Regions from separate parts of the Homo sapiens genome. Here region 2 is linked to region 1. A link is an interaction called in ENCODE POLR2A ChIA-PET data of the cell type or tissue named here. Cell type or tissue: MCF 10A. All regions are shown on one strand. Each heading gives the region's core, and the rest is flanking DNA. Links, peaks and the distances in the headings are about the cores only.

Evidence for each region. ChIA-PET counts read pairs that join two places held together with the same protein. Peaks named below come from ENCODE experiments on the same cell type or tissue, not always from the same donor. Only the 100,000 strongest peaks of a DNase experiment are listed, where the experiment ranks them.
Region 2: POLR2A ChIA-PET joins it to region 1 with 6 read pairs; 15 of 35 experiments call an interaction of 5 or more read pairs at or near these places.

What each region holds. Positions count from the first base shown.
Region 1 is chr5:119,358,965-119,364,343 of GRCh38, forward strand. All of the region lies in intron 1 of TNFAIP8 (TNF alpha induced protein 8), which reads left to right. Among named protein-coding and RNA genes, the nearest start is that of TNFAIP8, 5.6 kb to the left of the region's middle. In MCF 10A, for the core only: no CTCF peak of the experiment used is centred there; DNase peaks (open chromatin) are centred at 2,137, 2,417 and 3,967.
Region 2 is chr5:119,288,383-119,293,761 of GRCh38, forward strand. It overlaps a transcript of TNFAIP8 not described here. Among named protein-coding and RNA genes, the nearest start is that of TNFAIP8, 65 kb to the right of the region's middle. RefSeq lists enhancers at 1,025-1,264, 1,723-1,772, 2,013-2,202. In MCF 10A, for the core only: no CTCF peak of the experiment used is centred there; a DNase peak (open chromatin) is centred at 559.

The DNA of each region.
Region 1 (5,379 bases), core at 208-5,207:
CACCACCACCTCACCCAGTTCTTACTCTCATGCCTCACCAGGCCTGCTATTTCACAAAGAAAACAGTAGCCATTAGATAACTCCCTCAACGTCCTGTTCCCAGACTGACAGACTCATCTCCGTCCACATCTATCCTCCCTGTGTCTGTGGAACAGGTGTCATTCCTACTGCAGAATGCCCCGCCTTCCACCTTGGGCTCCTCCTACACCAGTCAGCCCATATCCTTCCTGGCTCCTTCTTTTCTGCATATAGAAGAACTCAAGCTCCCCATTCTAGGACATTGGCACTTGCTGGTCTTCCTGCCCAAAATATCCTTCTCTCCACCTGACCTCCTTTTCTTGGTCAGCTCTTTAAAGAGGCTTTTTCTGAACCTAAACTCAGATCCCCTGTCGCCCTCTCTCAGAGCACCTGTTCCTTTCCTTGCTGGCTCTCCCCACACTGCTTAACATCTCTTCTAGACCACAAGCTCTGCAGGGAAAAACAATGTCTGTTTTATTCCCCGCTGTATGTCTAGGACCTACAGAGTAAAAGGTGCTCATTAAATGTTGTAGATTGAGTGAATGGTCTCCATTCTTTAAAGTTAATCCTTGGCAAAAAAAAAAAAGTTTAGTTGTTCCGTAGTGGTGATTAATATCCTCTTCTGTAATAAGAATCCCAATGATATTTTATAAGCTACCACACTGTGTAGTACTCTGTTTTAACCTCACATGGTGTGGCAGCTTATATAATATCATTCATCACTAAGGACTATTTTGTAAGTTTTCTCCCCTATTCCTGCCCTTCCCCAGCCTTTGCTTTGCAGAGGGAATGAAGAGAAAAGGAGGTTAAAGCAGTGGTTCAGCTCTGATGAAACCAAGGGGTATAGCTGACCTTGATGTCATACATAATGTAAAAGGTACAGCATATGCTCTTAAACACCGGACTTTGACGTGCTTATCTGTTTCCTTTTATGTAGTCATTAGGCTTGGAGTGTTGTGTGCTGACAAGGACTAAAAGTGGAAAATCCATTTAGAGATCTATCATACTCTCTCCTCTACAGTGGACATCACTTGATAACTTGGCATTGCCAGACACCTCCAGCTCTGTAAACTTAAATGCATTTGGAGCTTTTTTCCCCTCACTTCTGAAATTTTTATCATATTGAATATGCATCCTACCTTTCTTGCCCCCACCTTACGCCATTGAACAGTCAGGATTATATGGATGATTAAATTTCCTGCTCCTGACTGTTGGTGATCCAGGAAGTAGCCAAAAAGTGGGTGGGTGAAAGAGAATGCAGTAGAGCCAGAAAAACTCAGGACCCAGCGATTGCATTTCAGAACACTGCAGAATTGCTGGATTTACCTATAAATCATTTATTTGTCAGCATTTCTGTCTTTATGCTAGCAACTTGTAAGTCAGTGAGATTAGTGTGGTTATAGACCTGTCTTCATTTAGAGAAGATTGTTCTTTAAAACATAGTGTAAGCTGAATTAAAACAAAACCAAATGATATGTATATCTTTAATGTTTAAGGAAGGTCTGTAGTAAGAAGTCTTCTGTAATTTAAAGTGCCCTTCTCCCACCAAATACACATAGAATCACCATGATTTAGAGCTAAAAGCGACTTTGCCAATCCTTCTTTCTGACCTCTTCATTTTAGAGGTGAGGCACTGAGGCCCAGCAAGGTGATTGCCAAGCCCTTTCTATCCTCTTTAATACATGTTCTGCAAGCAAGGATTTTTGCAAACACAGGTTTTAGCATCCTGGGTATTTGTATGCACTCTCCTTGAAGTAGGACAGACCTAGTCTGTTTGTATAGTTGTCATTCACTACCTCTTGGGGGGATTTATAAAACGCAGATGAATGTTTAAACAAATGAAGATTTCCTGTTTCACCTTCTACGTGTAACTCAAGAGAATAAAACATGAGACATTGTGAAATAAAATTTAGCTCTGCAAGTAGATCCTATTAGATCCCGGATTTTGAAAGTTGTAGACCAAGTGAGAGGCAGGTAAACAGTGAGCTCACTTGTTTTCATTCCTTTGAGAATATCATTCAGGAAAAATTAGCTATTGAGGGTGTTGGTTGGGTACAGACACTCTTCCTTGGGGAGAAGGTATGTATGTGTGTGGGTGGGAAGGGAGTCAGCATTCTGACACAGAATGTGCTATTGCAAAAGCAGACATCCCACAGCCTCTCTTTCTCTGGAGCACATTGCAGCAGGCCCGGTGCACTCTGGGAGTCAGGACACCTTTCTCAGGAAGCATTTGCGGGGCTGCAGCGCACTGCCCCCCCAGCCGCTGACCAAGATATCTGAAAGAGCAATTGCTTAAATTTTATTCTAAAAGTTTATAAGCCTTGAAGAAGAGGTACAGGGATGTAGTATGTCCTGAGTGACTAACTGCTGAGTTGGGAATAAATTGCCTAAGGGAGTGCTGCCCTGGGAATCTGTAAGATTGAGTAAAGCCTGTTAGTTAAGCTGGTATTTATATGGTTTTGAAGATGGGGGAGGGGAGGAGTTGTGTTTATGTGGACTTAATGATAATACATTCTCCAGCTTTGTAGTGAATAATAGTTAATTTTATAAGTAACTAGGAACAGAGTTTCTTCTAAGAAGGTGATGAAGCAAAGAGACTATAAGCAGAATTCCCTACGTGGCTCTGATAGCTTTAGGTGCCTGAAGCCTCCAGACCACATTTGTTGAAGTCAGGGTTGACTGTCAAGAAGTGAATAAGCAGCTCATGAATTTTCCTTCCAGTTTGACCTGCCATTTATGCTTGGTGCCAGCTCACCTGGCTTCAATATGTGTTTTCATGTGGCCTACGCAGCCAGGCTGAGAAGCTGGGGACCAGGGGTGTCCCCAGAGGCACAGGCTGTTCTGCCTGTCATGGACTGTCCAGTAGACTCCTGCTTCCAGGGTGCAGCCCCTCTCCCTTGCCTGCTGCTGCCTTCTTTGAGCCTCAGATACTCCTAACAACAAATGTTAACTGAGATAGCACCTCCTCTGCAGGGCCTGGAGAAGCAAAAATGTGTGTGTAGATAACCCCATCTTCAGAGAGTTTTTGGTTCAGGGCATCACACACAGCACATGTGCATCCATAGTACAAAAATACATGATGGAGAGGGATGAGTACAGCTCAGAGGATCAGACAGTGGACCCTATGAAAGTCTAGAAGAGGGGGTATTCACCAAAAGTCATGATGGACAGAAGTGACTTCAAAGAGGGGTAACTTGTATTCCAGCTAGTTCCTTTAAGCAAATGGAGAAGAGAAAAAGAAAGAGTGAGTGACAGGGAACCTACTTATGCTGTGTGCTGGGATCAGGAAGAATGTCTACAGAAGTGTGGAGAGCAGTGATCATGGTGGGCATTCGTGGTGATGTTGTAGTGGTACATGGGGCCAGTCTAGAAGCTGGACTTTCCCAGGGGGACATTGTATGTAGGTAACAGAGATAAGACCCTGTGAGTCAGGAGACTGATCCTACTCATGACTTTGTTCCTGGTTGTCTGTGCAACCTTCAATAGCTACTTAATCTTTCTGAAGTTCAGTTTCCCCATTGGAAAAATTAAGGCTAGGCACAATGGCTCACACCTGTAATTACAGCACTTTGAGAGGTTGAAGGAGGTGGGTCAGTTGACCCCAGGAGTTCAAGACCGGCCTGGGCAACAAAGTGAGACCCCCCATCTCTACAAAAAAAATTTAAAAATTAGGCACAGTGGAATGCACCTGTAGTCCCAGCTACTTGGGAAAATCAGGAAGATCATTCGAGCCCAGGAGTTCAAGGCTGCAGTGAGCTATGGTCGTGCCATTGCATTCCAGCCTGGGTGTCAGAGCAAGATTCTGTCTCAAAAAAAAAAAAAGAAAAAAGAAATAGGATGGTTTTCAGCTGGATGGAGGAGGGCAGATGCAAAGTAGTGTTTTAGTAATGCCAAGCTGGCAAGAACCATGAGTTGGTCTGGAGGGCAAGATTGAACCTGAGTATAAGGAGCCTCGCCAAGAAAGTGTGAGAGTAGCCAGTCACAAAGGGAGAGTTGATTCCCCATATGTAGTCTCTGAGAGCAAGACTGTAGGGAAAGGAGGGGACTGGGCCATGGATTTAGCTTCTGAGAATATCCACTTTTACAAAGGAGAGAGGTAGATGGAACCAATAAAGGAAATAGAAATGGAGTAGCTCAAGAGGTAGGAAGAAACAAGGAGAGCATGGGGCCTTGGAAGCCAGAAAGGCGAGAGCCCCGTGGAGGCTGTGGTCAGCCTGTCTGTAGAGAAGAGCTGCTGAAGATTGCTTCGTCTTCCTTTTGGGCCTCAGCTAAAACCAGGAGCCTGGGTTTGAGGAGCTCATCTTCTAAGGGATGGGAATATATCATCAGTATTCAGTTAGTATTTAGCAGGTGATCAAGGGCATGAAAGAAGGCATGTGGGGCCCAGGAGGTGACTGCCCTGCCAAGAGCAAGTGCCCCAGCCTCCTGAGAAGCTGGCCGTCTCCATTTCTGCATGCTTTCCAAGTCCTAGTTGCCAGTAGATTCCTTTCCAGATTGTCACACCATCACCTCCAACCAGCATTTGGAAGAGCATTTGCCTACAGGCCTCTTCCTGTGGCATCACACAAAATATGCAGTGGTACATGAGGGTAACAAGTGAATATGGGCAGGAAATTTAATTCATCTTAAAAAGAAAAGTAACTGGTTTCCTATACATTCACAACATTGCTGACACCGAATGTGAGAGGGTCTTTCTTACACCAACCAGTTTTCCAAATTTCAGCGGACGTTGACTAGACGTCCTATAATTTAACTCATTTCTGACACTAATTGTCCAGAGTTAGGGCAGACCCCACAGGTTAAGGGCTCAGTCCCACAAGACTGTCCTCCAACTTGAGACAGCAATTGCAAGGCCAGGCATCCCATACTTTTGACCAACTGGGTATAAATTGGGGATTTGCATGACAGCCCCTCAGGTTCAGTAATTTCCTAGAACAGCTCATGAAACTCAGGGAAACATTTACTGATTTATTCTAAAGGATGCAACTCAGGAAGTGCCAACTGGAAGAGATGTGTAGGACAAAATACAGTAGAGGGATGCAAGCTTCCATGCCTTGTCCAGGCAGGCCACCCTCCCAGCACCTCCAGGTGGGATGAAGTCATTGGCCATTGGTGATTAAACTCAGTCTCCAGCCCGTCTCCCCTGCCCAGAGTGGGGGAACTGAAAGTTTTAAACCTCTAATCACCTGATTGGTTCGTCTGCTAACCATTCCCCATTCTGGTTTATGAGTCACCTCATTAACATAAACAGGTAAGTTTGAAAGAGGCTTATTATGAGTAACAAAAGGCACCCCTCTCACAACTATCACTCAGGAAATTCCAAAATTTTAGAAACTCTGTGCCAGGAACTAGGGACCAAGA
Region 2 (5,379 bases), core at 276-5,275, 71 kb before region 1:
AAAGGCACGGTCTTATTCTGATGTTGCTAAATTTTACTGGAGCAAAAACATTAACAAATGATTTGATTGATGTTTGCAGCACAATCAATGGGATTAAGGTCTTGAGCCACTGGAAAAAAGTTTTCTTTAATTAAATACACATCTTTAAGAGATTAGACAGAGTTTTGCTCAAGCAATGGCTCTTTATTTAGAAAAGCTGTTGGGAACAGCTGGAAGGCAGCCTTTCCTTATCAACAGGCTTGTATAACTAACCCCAAGTTGTTTGCTAATAAATTTCAGGTCCCTAACACTAATAGGATGAAATAATTTTACATAGAAGGATCAATCTCTAACCTCTTTTTTCAGAAGAAACTAATCTGACTGGTGCCTATAGGCAATGAGGTGTGTTTAACATATGGAAAGAATTAGACTAAATACCAGAATCTCTTTGAAGTTTGTGGATGTAGTCTCCAAAGAGAGAGAAGGGCATTTAAAATTAAACTGCACAGAATTATAACAAGCACTTACTACTCATTCTTGGAATGAATCTTGCTTTGGCCCTAGGCTAAATTGTCTAGATTTGTGCTCCTTTTGTTGGCTTAAAGCCACATTCACTCCTTTTTACAGTGAGAACCAACTGCTTCCTAGCACGGTTTTGTAGCTTTCTTTTATGGAGGTTCTTAATTATTTTGCTATTTCTTTCATCATGCAGAGTCATTAATACAAATGTTGATTCAAAGTAAATTTACCTGCTGGGCCAGCTTACCTGTTAGGAATTAGTGTATTTTATATCATGATCACACCTTACTATACTTATTGTATACAATCAAATCTCCTATAATTTCGCAAAGGGATACTTATCAGACTTGTGTTCCCAATAGTGTGTATCTTTGTGTGGTATCTGTGGTTTTATTTGTGAAAGAACTGCCAAAAGATTGGTCCAGGTTTGTTTCTGTTTTTATTTATGACTTAAAGAGAGGCATTCGGTCTTACTAGTCACCCAGAGCAGTTTCACTGGATCCCAAGAAGACCTAAGAGGACTGTTAGGTTTGTAAGAGAAGGACTGTGCTAGGCTGTACTTAGCCATAACTTCAAGAGAAGACCTGTATTGGGCTGGAAACCTCTTTTAAAGATTGGAGAATTCAGAAGAAATCTTGTCAAATAAAAACTTATGAAATGCTATCAGTTTCTGGGGCTGAGGCAGGGTGCCTGGCACAAGGGGATTCTACCAGGTTCAAGCTGCTTAGACATGGCTGACTGACACCAAATCCTGTACATGGCTGCTGTTTATTATTGCCAGCCTCTTCCTCCTGTTCCCATCACTAATTCTTGCCTTGCTCCAATGCCCATTTACCACCTCTGACACTTTGAAGCTGCTCTTGCCCTGGGATAAGTTAGGAAAGCCAGAGTGGGAGAAAAGTCCGAGGTAGAAGTGAGGCGAGATCTCTCTATATTTTTGGCAGTATTTTCTAAAAGCCAGGGCTGGGATCAGAATTCAGGCTGCCAGCTGTTACTACTTTCACACTACTAAGTCCTTAAAGTTAAAAATAAATTACAAAATCATTCAAAACCATTATGAAGTCAGTCCAAGACACAGCTTCACCAACGATTTCATTAAGTTTAAAAATTCTCTCATCATTCAGTCAACTAATGATTACTAAATGTCTTACTAAAGCATGCAGAGTTGAAAAATGTTAAAGAAAGAAATTCTCTGCCCTCTAGGACTTATTAATCTAGTTGTAAGAAAAATGTTAGGACAGAAATAATTGGAATGCAATACAGCATACATAAGTGAAGTGTAGTAGTTGTCTGTTGCTGCATAACAGATTACTAAAACTTAGTAGCTAAAAACAACAAAAAACATTTATGGTTACATACACTTTCTGTGGGTCAGGAATTTGAGAGCTACTTAGCTGGTTGGTTCTGGCTTGAGGTCTCCCATAGGATTGTAGTCGGTGAGCTGGCCAGGTCAACAGATATCTGAACATTCTCTGCGGCTGGAGAATCCAGTTCTAAGCTGGTTCACTTATGCAGCTGGCAAGTGGTAGTCGCTCTAGGCAGGAAATCTCACTTCCTCAATATGTAAACCTCTTCACAGGTTTATTGGAGTGTCCTCATGACATGGTGGATGACTCTTCTTAGAGTGAGTGATCCAAGGGAACATAAGGTGGAAGCCTCAGATGTCTCCTATGATCAAGCTTTGCTTGATCTCCATTGCTGTTGGTGTGTGACTTATTGGTTACACAGGTCATATGGGAGGGGATTACACAAAAGAATGAATATCAGGAGGTGGGAATCATTGGGGGCATCTTGGAGACTGGCTGTATGAAGAGGCGAAGATCTGCATAATAATGGAAAGAAGTGTTGGGATGCCTCAAAGGAAGGAGGCAGAATGTAAAATTGATGGATTTTCAGTAGCTGAGGTTGAGGGAAAGGGTGTTGGCTGAGATAGGGCATCAGGAGCAAAGCAGGGCGGACAGCAGCTGGTGTCAGTGTGTTCAAGGGACATTAATGGAGCAGTGTGGCTGGAGTAAAGCCTGGTCAGGTAGGAAGGGGTCAGGGCCTGTAGGGTCTTGCATGCCAAGCTAAGGAGTTTGGACTTTCTTTGATTATTAGTGATGGGTCTTTGAAGGTTTTTGAGCAGGCAACTGACATAATCATTGGCATATTTTAGCTTTAGTTTGTGTATGACCTTTAGGGTTTTGGTGCCCTTCTCGTTTGTTTCCAGTATTATCCAGGTAGTCAGCTCTCTAATTTCTAAAATTGTGTAACACTTTTGCCCATGTCCCTTGATCACATACTACCTTGTACTATTTAACTTTTCGTGTATTTATCTTGTTATCACAAGTAGATAGCAAGGGCTATAGGGCCATGTCTTTATCTGTTTCTATTTCCCCTGCTGTATCTAGCACACTGGGTGCCCAATAACTACCTGCTAGCTGCTTGGATAATAGCAGCCAATTGCTACATGTGTGTACAGCCACTGTTTTCGGCCTGTCATGCATAATTTACAGTTAAGCATTTTTCAAAAGAGGGAGCAATTGCAGTGGATTCGATTTACGTAAGTGGAAAAAAGTGTTCAGAATCAGTTCTGCGTGCTTGGCATTTGCCATAACATTTTTAGGAAATTTGGAATAATAATTTTATTTTTAAAAACTCATGGATTATTTTTAGCTTCAAAGAGTGTTCTTATTTTGCGTAAGTTAAACTAATGAGGCAGTACCAGCCACGGAGTGCAGGAAGGGCTGCTTTCATCTTTGAATAGTGAAAGGCAGCCTCTTTCATGCATATGTTTATGGGATAAAATTCCTTTTTAGGATTTGGGGCAGAGTTTTTTCCCTCTTATGCCCCTTAGTTTGAATGGAATAGTCATTCATTGTCCTTGTATTTTCGTTGCCCGGGTAAGTATTTCACTCAAGAGATAGTTTCAAGAAAGTTGGAGATTTCTTCTTTCAAACTAGCAAAGACATTTTTGCTTTTGTCTCTTGAAAATCTCCCTCAAACTAAAAGAATGAAAATCAGGAATGCAGACTGTATCCTTATAAACCTTGGAGACATCTGTAACCCTGACCCATACAGGACCTAAAGATAGAAAGCAGATGAAGTGATGGCAAATGCATTTGCAGAGAGGAGAAGTGAAGTCAAGAATAAAATGCCTGCAGGGCTCACCGGGAGAGGACCGGAAGCGATTGATTTGCTCACAGAATGCCAGGAAGGCTCAGAAATGAGAGTTCCCCAGTTCCCCAGAGGCATAGGTGAAGCAGAGGCTTTAGGATGGGAGTAGGGGTGGGAAAGTCTGCAGGAGGTAAAGGGGAGCCCCAGAAGGACTTGAGAAGGGAAGTTCCCTATTGCAGCTCTGGCCCAAGGAGAAGAGCCCATCTAGAATAGAGCTGAAGGAGGAGGGCTCCAGGAGGAGTGTTTCTGGGAGGAGCAGGAATGAAACTGATTAGAAAAGAAGAAAAAAAGAAGAATGGGCCGTACTGGGTTTGAATTCTTTCTCTGTCACCAATGAACTGTGAGTATGAGGAAATTAGTTAATGTCTTTGGACTTTTCATTTCCTTATTTATTAAATAAAACATTATATCATATGGTATTTTGTTATTCTGTTGGGTAAAAGACAGTACAAAACCCAGCAAGTCTACTTCCAGATGTCTACCCCAAAAAATGAAAACATGTCCATACAAATACTTATAAGCAAGTGTTAATAGAAGATTATACATAAGAGCCAAAAACTGGAAACAGCTCAAATATCCACCAATTAGTGAATGAATAATCAATGTAGCATATATATATATATATATATATATATATATATATATATATACACACACACACAATGAAATACTATTTAGCAATAAAAAAGAACAAAGTACTGTACCTGCTACAGCATGGGTGAATCTCAAAAACATTGTGCCAGGTAAGATAAACCAGATGCAAAAGGCTACATACTGTGTGGTTCTGTTCATGTGAAATGCCTGGAAAAGGCGAATCTGTAAACAGCAAGTGATTAGTGGCTGCCTGAGGCTGAAGTAAGAATGGGAATTAACTAAAAATGGCTGCTGTGGGATGATGAAATGTTCTTCTTCTTTTTTTTAAAAAAATAGTATTTATCTTTATCTGTCTGACTTTTATTTCACTTAGCATTATTCCAGGTTCATCTGTGTTGTCACCAATGGCAGGAGTCCTTTTTAATTTTGTTTTTAAATTTTACTTTAATTGACAACTAAAAACTGTATATACATGTGTGTACAACATGATTTTTGATATATATGCATGTTGTGGAATGGCTAAATCAAGCCATTTAACACATGCATTACGTCACATCCCTTTTTTTTCATATGTGGTGCCAATACTGAAAAATCTACTCTTCTAGTAGTTTTCAAATGTACAATAGATTGTTATTAACTGCTGCTACTGTGATGTACAGTAGATCCTTTTGAACTTGTTCCTCCTGTCTAATTGAAATTTTATGTCTTTTGAGCAACATCTCCCCATCCCCCAACCTTCAACCTCTAGTCACCTCCATTTTACTCATTTCTGAGTTCAGCTTTTTTACTACACATACGAGTGAGATCATGTGGTGTTTGTCTTTCTGTGCCTGGCTTATTTCACTTAATATAATGTTCTCCAGGTTCATCCATGTTGTCATAAATGACAGGATTTCTTCTTTTTTAAGGCTGAACAGTATTCCATTGTGTATGTGTACTATATTGTCACTATTTATTCCGGATGAGGAAATGTTCTAAAAATTGGATTGTGGTAATGGTTACGCAACTGTATACATTTACTAAAAATCATTTAATTGTACACTTACAATGATAAATTATATCTCAATAAGGCTATGGGGAAAAATGGTAACAAAAGAAGAGTCAAGGGGTAGAGAGGTACAAATGAAACAA